4 separate regions of the Homo sapiens genome follow, and regions 1, 2 and 3 are each linked to region 4. Evidence: chromatin contacts called from ENCODE Hi-C or POLR2A ChIA-PET data. All regions are on one chromosome and are shown on one strand. The core of a region is the stretch at or near the end of the contact, and the rest is flanking DNA. Distances in the headings are between cores, read along the strand shown. Region 1 holds the start of MIR3142HG (MIR3142 host gene). Region 2 holds the start of MFAP3 (microfibril associated protein 3). Region 3 holds the start of SLU7 (spliceosome associated SLU7). Region 4 holds the start of CYFIP2 (cytoplasmic FMR1 interacting protein 2).

Region 1 (2,808 bases), core at 140-2,639, 3.2 Mb before region 4:
GCTGCTTATCTGTTCCAAGGAGTACCATGCATAAGGACAGCAGTATGATTTTAAAAACAACAAATAAAGAGAAGCCAGTTCTGTCCAAAAACCCATTGTTAATAACGGGGATAAAGTGTCAGTAAAGCGCTACACTCAGAAGGGTTTGGGGCAAAATCAAAGCAGAACCAGGGCACACAAATAAAATAAAGGACACTGCACTTTGGGAGGCCGAAGCGGGCGGATCACCTGAGGTCAGGAGTTCAAGACCAGCCTGGCCAACGTGGCGAAACCCTGTCTCTACTAAAAATACAAAAATTAGCCAGGCATTGTGGCGCGCATCTGTAATCCCAGCTACTCTCGAGGCTGAGGCACAAGAATTGCTTGGACCCAGGAGGCGGAGGTTGCAGTGAGCCGAGATCTTACCACTGCCCTCCAGCCCGGGCGACAGGCCGGGAGCAAGACTCCATCTCAAAAAGAAAAAGAAAAAAAAGAAAGAAAGGACACTGAATGTGAAGGTCTCAAATGACAAGAAAATACCGTAATACAATAATTAAACCCATTGAGGCATCAAGAAAGAAAAGTGACACTGTTTGCCAATTAGTATACAAGTCAGGTTCAGTATGTAAAAGATTCTTTTTAAAAAAATAGAAAATTTAAAAAAAATTCTTACTATCCAAAGACAAGATTGAAATTGAGAATAGGAACACAATAAACAAAAAGTAATAGCCATAGTCTTCCAACCCTGAAACCTCCTAAGAGCACCATATTTACTGTCCAATATTTTCATGCTATTGTCACTGCAAGAAAGTTTATGACTTGCTAAATAGAGACCACAGTCTACAACTCCAGGTTTAAAGCATATTATTTTATCATCCATAGAGATTCTAAACCACTTCCTGACCCCACTCTATCCCCCCCCACCCTGAAAATAACAAAAGGTTAAAAATATGTCCCTTTTGAAAATGGAGCCACATCTTTACTAAAGCACTGGAAATATCTCCAAGTCACTGACATTTTTATATTTCTAGACCATGACAAAAGTCTCACCTACTTGATTCTAATGTCATTTCAATATGCCTTAAACATCTTGATTATATCTTTAATGTGCCATTTACTCTGCAATAATCCACTGTACAAAAGCCTGCTGCCTCTCAAACAGAAGATAAGTACATAATAAATCAGCTTGCAATGATTATTTTTTCCCAGCTCATACTCACAGCGAGCTCCTAAAATTTCATTTTATTTTATCATTTCCAATTCAGCCGCTGTTCTCCCCCTCCTCGTTGTGCTACTGTCTCCTGTCCATCCTGTCCACCCTTTGGCATGCCTTCCGGCCCAGGGTTTACCACTCCAATCGGCCCTGCTGGTGCCATCCAGGAAAGGAAGAGCGGTCAAGCGTCTTGGAGAAAGAGCATCTTTCTGGAGAGACTCTTATTTGCTGGGGTAGAGGAAGGCAGCTAAGGCCTATTTGCATATGCTTTTATTCCATTTCCACACCCTGCACGCTAACCCTCTCTGGAAAGTCCCTTCTAGATCCCTCCTCGGCACAGCGAGGGAGGAAGAGGCTGGGCCGGAATGGAAGGTTCCAGCCTGGCAGTGTCAGCTTCTCTCCGCGGAGCTGAGGGGGAAGCCTCCACCTTCCCCATCATGCGTGCAGGGTCTGGACCCCCGGGTCGGGGACCCTCTTGCAGCACGTGTCAGGAGCAGCCTGGTGCTTTGGCCTGCGCGCTCTAGAGCGTTCTGTGCAGGATGCGCCTGCTCCCCTGCAGCCTCCCCCGAGGAAGTTCTGGTCAGGCGCTGGGTCCCCAGGCTTCCTGTCTGTACTCTCCGCAGCCCCGCGGGGAAATCCCGAGAGCTTTATCGGCTGCCCAATGAGCCTGTTGGCTTTTCAAGTGCGCGCAGGCTGAGTTTCAGCCAAAACCTCAATTTAAACGTTAACCAAAAATAAATAAATAACATGTGTGCAGGCATTTAAAAAGAGAGACTGCCTTTGGGGAGAAGATCAGGCAGAAAGCTCCCTTGTTTCATTGCTGCAGATACACGAGGCCTGGATTTGCTCACCCTTTGAACAAAGGGATTCTTTGAACTGTAAACTGACCTGGCAGGCGGAACACTGAGAAATCTTCCTGAGCACCTTTCTCTGGAAATGTGAACATTCAAGGCAGTCTTGTGTGTCAGCTAAAGAGAACAGTCATAGCTAAATTTTAATGGGCACCTACTAGGCACCAGGCACTCTGCTAAATGTATCACGTGCATCATCTTCCCTAATCCCACAGCAATCATCCATAGCAGGTAGCCCGAATTATTATCTCCATTTTGTGATCCCCTTTTACTCATAAGGGAATTTTATCTTTGGTGAGGTTAGGGGGACTTGCCTAAGGTCACACAATTAGTAAGTGTTTCCATGGGTGCCCTTAGCTGCTCCTTTTCCCAAACTGGAAAGAACGTACAAGGCCTTTGGAATGTGCAACTGCAAATTCAAATTCCCAGTCGAGAAAATATAGCTTCCTTTCCTTGGTCACGTGCTCATGGACCGAAAAAGACCAGCTCAAAGGATTTTGCTTCCAGGCAGATGTAGTCACTTTCCTGACCTCCCCTGAAGGTTTTTGTTGCTTATCTTGCTGAGCTCCCAAAAGGTTTGTTTGAACGTCTACTATAGATAACGTTTTTAAAAGCAAATATTTATTGAGCAATTGTTATACACCAGACACTGTTCATAAAAACATGTTCTTATTTAATACTCCTAAGAACCCTAAAAAGCAGATACTATTCTTAGATTAGAAATGAGGAAACCGAGGTTCCAAGAGAGTCGAAACTTGCCAGAGT
Region 2 (2,700 bases), core at 108-2,607, 3.2 Mb after region 4:
AAATATCCTTTACAGAAATGCTATCTATGTTAACATATAATGAGTTTATTTTAAAATGAATAACCTTTGTTGAAAGTTGTTTTCTAAAATAGTAAATATTGATAGCTATTATAAACAAAAACCCTTTGAAGTTCTCAATACATTTTAAAAGTATAAAGAAATTCTAAGATCAAAAAGTTTGAGAACTGCTGCTATAATTATCAGCAGCATTTAAAAAATAAGTGGCTTCCCAAGATTCCATACTTTAGCCCCAAATTCTATGCATTTTCCATTACAACAGAAAATCAGAGGAAATGATCCATTTTATATTTAAGCAGGGGTTTTTTTGTTGTTGTTTTTTGGAATTTTAACAAGCTTCCAGGTGATATTGATGAACCTAAATTTAGAGAACCACTGTCAAAAGCAAAGGAAAATATCTGAAGAGTTTTAGAAGTGACAATTACTCTTATCTGGGAATTAAGATGATAATTCCGAGGGCATTAAATGGAGTTGGAAAACATGAGTTCTTAAAGGCTAAGTCCCTTCACCTCTCTGGGATTCAGTTTTTCTTATCTGTACAATAAGATTGATTTTAATATTTTACTAGCTCTGTCAGTCTGGATTTCATGCATTTTCACTGCTCGAGGGCAACAGAAGAGTTGCATCTTTCTGATGAGGTCCCAGGAGTAATCTTAGAGTCATAAATCAGATCATGTCATTCATCTGCTTAGAAACCTTCAATGGTTTTCCACTGGATTCCAAACAAAAATCAAACTCTTTATCCTTGCTCATAAGCCTTACAAGATTTGGGCTCAAGTCCCTGGCCTCATCTCTCTCCATTCTCACCTTGCTCCTTTTGCTCTAGCCAGTGGCCTTTGTCTTTTCCTTGACTTTGCTAAGTTTGTTCCCACTATATGGCCTTTGCACGCGCTATTCTCTCTGCCTGGAATGCTCTATTCCAGATTTTCATACGGCTTATTACTCTCCCACTTCGTTCCATCACATTATCCAGTCTAAATTTCTTTACAGCACTTACTACCACCTTAGATAATCCCGTTTGTTGACTTGTTTATAATCTGCTTTTCGCACTGCTTGAGAGCAGGGCCCTTCCGTTCGTTGACTGATGTGTCCCTGGAGCCCAGGGCAGTGCCTGGCAGGTATCTGGCTCTCAGTAAGTGTTCGATGACCGAACTCCCACACCCAGGCCAGACTTTCAAAAGAATGGCAAACATTTTCGCCTCCTGCACTCCCGACCCCAAGCCACAGGCTACGACTCACGCCTCGGCGCTCCTAGTAGTCCCCTCGCAGCGACCCCAACCAAGCCGTCACCTACCCGACCGCCGTCTAGCTCCTTCCGGCCTCAGCGGCGGCTTAACTCGGAAGTTTTCTCGGACACACCGGCACGCCTCTGCGCTGAAGGAGCACTTCCGGGGCAGTAGGAACGCCGAGTCGGCTGCCGTGGCTGTGCTGAGGGTGGCGGCCGGATAGGTGCGGAGCTTCCTGAACGAGGCAGGAGGGGTGCGAGGTTCAGGGGCAGGGCCCGGGCAGCCGAAGTCGTTAGGGAGGCGGTGACCTGACGGTGGGCGGCGGACATCTCGCGGCAGGGTCGAGGGCTGTGAAAGCGGTTTAGTGATTGAAGCGCTACGTTTGTGTGAGGAATTCTTGTCGTTGTCAGCGCCTGAGAACTTAGTTGGGAGCGGACGTTTACGTCGAATCTCTCGTTTGGGACCCCATTCTTGAATGTGGGAAGAAGTGAGAGCGCATGTTTGCTCATCTAGAGACAGCCGTATTAATAACGATAGGATACAAACCATCACCCCACCAAGTGATAGCAGCTGTTAACCTGTGGGCGGTTACGTGCCGGTCACTGTTCCAAGCCCCTCACATATCGCGTCACTGAATCTTTATAGGGACCCAGAACTCCATTTGACAGATGAGGAAACGGAGAGGCAGACAGGTGACCTGACTTCCCCACAATCGCTGCAGGACAGGAAGAAAGTAAACTCCAGAGCCCGTGCTCTTAGCTACTAAGCTGTACTGCTCTTCATTTTGGTAAATGGGGCGGGTGGAGTGTATATATACGTAATATATATGTGTGTGTGTAAGCGTATGCGTTTTTATTTCTTAAAAATATGGCTCAGCCGTATTTATTTACAGTTATTGGAATCTTTCTCCTCCAACTGAGAAAATAACTGGAGGAGAAACTACAATTATTTCTACACGCTTACTACACAATGCCTGGAAGACTTACAAAAACACTAAATAGTGCAGTTCCACGTACTTGGTGTTTATTCCTTTTTTTTTTTTAACCTTTCTCCTAGATTATGAATGAGTTGAGGAAAGAGATGGTACAGTCATTCTAATAACGATAGTAATGATAATATAAACAACCATCACCATAAAAAATTCTCTTCTGGCTTAGCTCAAATATCTGGCACAAATGAAAGAATAGAGATAACCAGTGTTTAATATTTTAGTAAAGGGACTGTTTTGGCAGGGCATGGTGGCTCACGCCTGTAATTTTAGCACTTTGGGAGGCTGAGGCAGGGGAAGATTGCTTGAGGCCAGGCCTAGGGTTCAAGACCAACCTGGCCAACATAGCGAGACCCTGTCTTTAAAAATATATTTTGGAGTATGTCCTTCCAGTCTTTCATGGAATTATATGAATTTATGTAATATGTATATTATATATTCTACATATAGTATACTGTATATATTTAT
Region 3 (2,780 bases), core at 199-2,698, 3.2 Mb before region 4:
CACAACACCTATAGCTTCCAAGTGGGGATTCTCTATCTACAGAGGTTTTGAGGTGCAAGGTTTGTCTTAGGATGTCTTCTTTTTTTCACCAACAGAAAGCATTGTTTCTCCTAAGGTCATGCAGCAGCTGTAAACCATAACCACCCTCTCTGAATAACCACTGTTTTCTTACTAATGATGCCCTCAGACCAGCTTTGCTATTCCTATTACTGGAAATACTCAATTGCTAAACCACCCTCACTCATAACAGCACTTAGTCCCTAATCAGTTTCTCCCAATCCTTCTTTACAAACAGCAACCCATCCAGAACCAATCCCGGCTTTCCTAGACCTTCCTCAGAACCCTCCAGAGGGACCTCAAGTCTTAGAAAAGATTCAACTGTCTTGTCCTGCGCTTTCTGATTCCTCTTCGAGATGCGCTCTCCTGGTGGTTTTGGCTAATTAGGCCTTAACACTCCTAAGCAAATTTCAGGAATATTTTTAAGTGGAAAAAAACAAAGCCTGAGTGATTCATAGACTCTATTCACTTTCACGCTAGTCTCTGACACTGTTTCTTCATCTACTGCCCTGTAAAAGCAAAATTAATATTTATGTTCCTAAACTCCAGGTATTGCAAATTCTTAATACGAAAAAAATAGATTCTATTATGTTGGGCTATTTTATTGAGGCAGGAATGGTAGCTACTTTTACTTTTACATTCAAAAAGGATACACGTTATGGGGGGGAGGGGGAGAACAACCAGAATAGAAAGCACAAAGAAAAAAAAAAATCACAAGAAATTCTACCACGAAAATTAGTTTATTTTCCAGTGTTTTATTTCACATGTATACTTTTAAAGAAGGGATGGGATAGCATAGATACTGTTTCTCCAAAATGGAAATTGTCGTATTTTTTTCTAATGATAACATGCCTTATGTTCTCACAGCACCTGGTATTCTTTTCATAGCAACTTTTCACAGCTGCTAAATCTGAATAGTTGTTTCGGTGTCTTTCGCACTCTGATGTAAATCTGAGGGAAGACACTGTTCACCAAATCCCCAGCATGTTACACAGCCTGGCTACTAATTAGTGCCAAGTTTAACTGCTTTTTTTTTTTTTTTAAGCTGATACGTCACCAACTTCCCCATTCATTTCATAGTCCCCTGGTGAGGCTTAAGCTCTTGTCTGTTCTGGTCTTTTTTTTTTTTTTTTAACTTCCTAAAATTCTCCGATTCTAAAAGAAAGCTCCTAAATAGAAGCCAAAAAGTAGCCGCCCAACTTGAAACTCCCCACAAGCCGGGTAAATAGCGCGATACGCAGCAGCTAGAGTTCTCGCGTTTCCCACGGCGCAGGAGCACTGGAGGGCCCCCCTCCGCCCCCGGCCCCGCCAGGAAATTAGTGCGCATGTGCCGGTCATCCGGAAGTTACCGCAGTGGCCGCCGGAATTAGGCGAAAAGCCGGAAGTAAACATTACGAGATTGGCTTGGATTCTGTCGGATGGACTTGGGGCTAGCTGCGGCGGGGCTGGGTAAGAAAATATTGTTAGAACTTGCGGGCGACGGGGAGTTGGGGAACCTGAGAAAATGAGTCGAAGGCTCCTAATTATTGGATATATCTTCACGGGGGTGATGAGCCCTCAGGTGTTGAGGGAGCGAGGACGGGGGACCGAAAAGCCACTGTCCTGAGACCCATTCATGGCACTCGTGCCCTGCCAGGCCAGGCCTGCGTCTTCAGGGAAACAGTCGGGATAACTATGAGAGTGTCGCCTTTGTGGCGGTGCCTCGAAGACCTTGAGCAATCCCCGGACTGCGAGCAGGGAAAGCTGCTTCCAGTACCCAAATTGACAGACTGTATTTCCTCGCCAGAAAAATTTACTTGAGCTTCAGTTTTTCCTGTTAAGTCGAGATGATCCGACTTCAGTGGGGTATCATGCGGGTATAAATGAAAACATCTATGTAAGTAAAGCGCTAAACAGTGTCTTACGTAAGCCCTCAGTAAGTGGGAGCTATTACTGTTTTTAGTTGGAGAAAATAGGTCCCTCCACAGCGACGGAAACTAGTGCGTACAACTTGGTGACTATAATACTTTATTCAGTTTTAGTTTTTAATATTTTAGGCCCAGAAGCCAATGTTCTGTGGACAAGTATAACATACTGGTTTAGAGAACTGACTTTGGAGTCAGAGTTGTGTTTGAAGTCCTTATTTCTTACTACAATGTGTTCTTGGCTGAGGATCTTACCTCTCAGAACCTGTTTCTTCACTGTAAAATGGTGTTCATCAGACCTATCTACTGGGCTTATTGTGAAGATTAGATGAGGTGATACACGGTAGGCTCGAGAAATGGTAGCTGTTTTAATAAAGATTAAATTTACCGTTGTTGTGCTTCTCTTCGCAGTATATTTAGGCCATCAGTTTATATGTTACACAAATATATGTGGAGGTTTTCTATAGGTCAGACATAGAAGAGAACACCTTTGAGAAGCATCGTAGACCCCCAGGCATTGAGCACTTTCCACTGGGAAAGAGCTTGTGTAAAGGCCCAGTGTCTACAGGGAGCACGGTTTGTTAGAGGAACTAGAGGAACTACAAGAAGGTCTATGTAGTTAGTAGAGAAGGAAGCGGGGATAGTTGTAATGGTGAGGCTGGAAGGTAGGCAGGTGCCAGACCATGGTGGACCGTGTAGGTGTGTTAAAAAGATGTCAGTTTTTAGAGTACGAATGATAAAATCCTTTGGAGCGTCATTTTTTTTTTTTTTTTTTTGAGACGTAGTCTAGCTCTGTCGCCCAGGCTGGAGTGCAGTGAC
Region 4 (2,700 bases), core at 1-2,500:
CCTAACTGGGACACAGACAGGAGGCAGGAAATGGGAACACAGGAACCGACAGTCTCCTGATTTGCCCCTCCTGCCAGCAGGCCTGCCTCCGTCTCCCTGCCCATGCTGAGGGCACAGGCACCCAGGAACTAGCAGAAAAAGATCCTTGTCCCATTCTTGGCCTAGCTGGAAGGACAGCTGATGGCTCATCAGCCCTGGTGAGTGTTTCCACTGTGCTGGGGAAAGTAGGCAAGCAAAGGTCAAAATCAGATTCCCTGTGCTGGGGAGGCACCTGGGCTGTCAGTGTCCTTTCCAGCCGGGTTCTGGATATAGAGGGCCATACTTATGTGGAACATGCTACCTGCCCCCATCCCCAAGCAGAGAGCACCTCCTCCTCTTCTTTTGCACATAGGTGGGCTGTTCTTTGGGGTGAGGGGTAGGGCTGACCTGAAAAGTAGACGCCACAACAGACAGGCAAGCATCTTCCTGGTTCTTCAGAGCTCAAGAAAAAAACCACCTTTTCCCCCAGGAGTCAGCCCACTCATCCCCTTCCCCCACTTCCACCGTGCCCGCAGCCAGCTTGGTGAGCGATGCTAGTGTAGGCCAGAAAGCTTCCAAGCGGGTCAGACCTGCTCCTCTCTCATCAAAGCCCTCCGCCCCCAAACATCGACGCTGCGCCCCTCGCCCCACCCATCACACGTTCTGTGTGCCCGAGGCGGCTGCCAGGCGGGCCCAGGCGGCTCTCGCTGGCCCTGGGGGAGGTGACGGTGGTCACGGCGGCAGAGGCAGGGGCCAGCGCTCTGCAGTACCTGGACTCGAGGATGTCGCCGCTGCCGGGCTCGCGGCCGCTGCAGGTGTCTCCGGTCCCTGAGATTAGCACCGCCTCCTCCCGGGCTGGCGGCTCCGGCCCAGGCCGCGCACCTGCTGCTGCGGCTCCCCCGCCGCCGCGCCGGAGCTCCGCGATGTGCCCGCGCCTCCCGGGCAGAGGGTCCGTGCCGCGGGACGCACGGTGGGTCCGAGGGGGAAAGGGGCCGCGTGGGGCCTGAGGCCGGGCCTCGGGCTAGCCCGGGCACAGCGCCGAGCGCCCCCCGCGGGCCGGGAGAGGGGGCGGCCCTTCGCGCATCCTCACGGCCTCATCCCCGTCCCCGGCGGCATCCTAGTCCCCGTGCCCGGCCCGAGGCCTGCGAGGGCCGCTTACCTGGCTCTGCGGCGGGTCCAGGGGAGGGGCCTGAGGCTACCGCAGGGCCCCGCGCCGGGGCGCAGGATGCTCTGCCCCGCTCCGCTGCGCCGCGCTCGGCCCCGCCCCGGCCCCGCTGCTCCGCCCGCCGCGGCTCCGCCCCCACCCAGCGCCCGCCCCTTCGCCGCAGCGGCTGTCACACAAAGGGCAGGAAATGGCTGCGGCGAGGGTCTCTCCACGCTCTCCGCTGTACCGCCGGCGCACCCAGGACCTGCCTCTCGGTTTCGGAGGACCGCTCAGCCCCCAGGCTTCCTGCCCTGGGGGCGGGAAAGGGAGGGAAGGCTTCTTCCACGGCCTCCATCACCGGGAACCACACCTGCAGCAACCCGAGGACGAGAGCTTCGGCCGCGTTCGGATCTTATTGGCCCCACATGATTTCCAAGTGCTCTTTTATCAACCCAGTCTTTATTGATTACCTATCCTGTTCCAAGTACCGTGCCAGGACTTGGGTGTGCACTGGTGTACAAAAGACAGGGTCCTGCCCCCTTGGAGTTTTATCACCTGCCAGGAGAAACAGGTGTAAATTAACCTAGCAAACGTCCAGTTACAGCCCAAAGTGCTCTGAGGAGAAGGAGCAGGGTGAAGTGACAGAAGATGCAACTGGGGCTAGGGGAAGGGGCCTTCCACCAATTGAGCTTGGTCGCTGATAGGGCTCCTTCGCTTAAGAATAAGTTCTTCCGCTCCCTTCCAGTTCCCTGGAGAAGAGTCCCTGAAGCTGCCACCTCTTTTACAGGGGCCTGCCTCAACTTCATTCTGGAAGAATTGCCTAACGGACAAATAGGTGGCAGGAAGCACTGAGAGGACAGGTACCTTTCTCTTCAAGGCTTATCTGCCGTGTCGGGCTCTTTAAAGAAGCAATTATCTGCCCAGCGGTGGCTCACACCTGTAATACCAAAACTTTGGGAGGCCGAGGAGAGAGGATTGCTTGAGCTCAGGAATTGGAGACCATCCTGGGCAACTCAACGAAACTTCATCTCTACTAAAAATTAAAAAAAAAAAAAAATAGATGGGTGTGGTGGCATCCACCTTTTGTCCCAGCTACTCAGGAGGCTGAGGTGGGAGGATTGCTTGAGCCTGGGAGATTGAGGCTACAGTGAGCTATGATCCTGCCGCCGCACTCCAGACTGGGTGACAGAGTGAGACTCTGTCTCAAAAAAAAAAAAAAAAGAATGAAAGAGAGAGACGGGGGGAGAGAGAGAGAGAGAAAGGAAGAAAGAAAAAGAAAGAGAGAGAAAGAAGAGAAGGAAAGAAAGAAGAGAAAGAAAGAGAGAAAAGAAAAAGAGAAAGAAACAATTCTCATTGAAATCCAGCCTGGTAGGCCTTCAGACCAGGCTGAAGTCAGGCTGCACCAAATTCTAACCTTGAGACACCTGAGCAGGTCACTTCACCACTCTGCTCCACAGAGGTCACCGTATCTGCAACACAGGGAATAACAGTTGCCCTTTATACCTTACAGGGTAAATAATTTGAAAACATTTGAGACA

What was found. A loop is a pair of places that touch in the nucleus more often than their neighbours do. ChIA-PET counts read pairs that join two places held with the same protein, here RNA polymerase II (POLR2A). Pooled maps may share reads with other maps.
Region 1: a map with no recorded cell type shows a loop between it and region 4 (7-fold over the local background). The contact joins the promoter of MIR3142HG here to the promoter of CYFIP2 in region 4. A Hi-C loop is called at or near these places in 4 of 37 single-sample maps with no recorded cell type and 6 of 50 pooled maps. POLR2A ChIA-PET finds 5 or more read pairs at or near these places in 1 of 52 experiments (activated B cell).
Region 2: a pooled map shows a loop between it and region 4 (3-fold over the local background). The contact joins the promoter of MFAP3 here to the promoter of CYFIP2 in region 4. A Hi-C loop is called at or near these places in 1 of 37 single-sample maps with no recorded cell type and 5 of 50 pooled maps. POLR2A ChIA-PET finds 5 or more read pairs at or near these places in 1 of 52 experiments (activated naive CD8-positive, alpha-beta T cell).
Region 3: a pooled map shows a loop between it and region 4 (3-fold over the local background). The contact joins the promoter of SLU7 here to the promoter of CYFIP2 in region 4. A Hi-C loop is called at or near these places in 9 of 50 pooled maps.

The regions. Positions count from the first base shown.
Region 1 is chr5:160,466,832-160,469,639 of GRCh38, reverse strand. It overlaps MIR3142HG (MIR3142 host gene), which reads right to left and starts at 1,389. Exons shown (of 2, transcript NR_132748.1): 1 at 1,200-1,389. RefSeq lists enhancers at 1,285-1,444, 1,475-1,704, 1,172-1,808, 1,809-2,445.
Region 2 is chr5:154,037,624-154,040,323 of GRCh38, reverse strand. It overlaps MFAP3 (microfibril associated protein 3), which reads right to left and starts at 1,357. Exons shown (of 3, transcript NM_005927.5): 1 at 1,313-1,357. It overlaps FAM114A2 (family with sequence similarity 114 member A2), which reads left to right and starts at 1,414. Exons shown (of 14, transcript NM_018691.4): 1 at 1,414-1,467.
Region 3 is chr5:160,417,749-160,420,528 of GRCh38, reverse strand. It overlaps SLU7 (spliceosome associated SLU7), which reads left to right and starts at 1,448. Exons shown (of 16, transcript NM_006425.5): 1 at 1,448-1,506. RefSeq lists enhancers at 1,037-1,106, 1,117-1,236, 1,687-1,736.
Region 4 is chr5:157,264,673-157,267,372 of GRCh38, reverse strand. CYFIP2 (cytoplasmic FMR1 interacting protein 2) reads right to left here and starts at 1,250. Exons shown (of 31, transcript NM_001037333.3): 1 at 1,178-1,250. RefSeq lists an enhancer at 34-143 and a silencer at 824-1,343.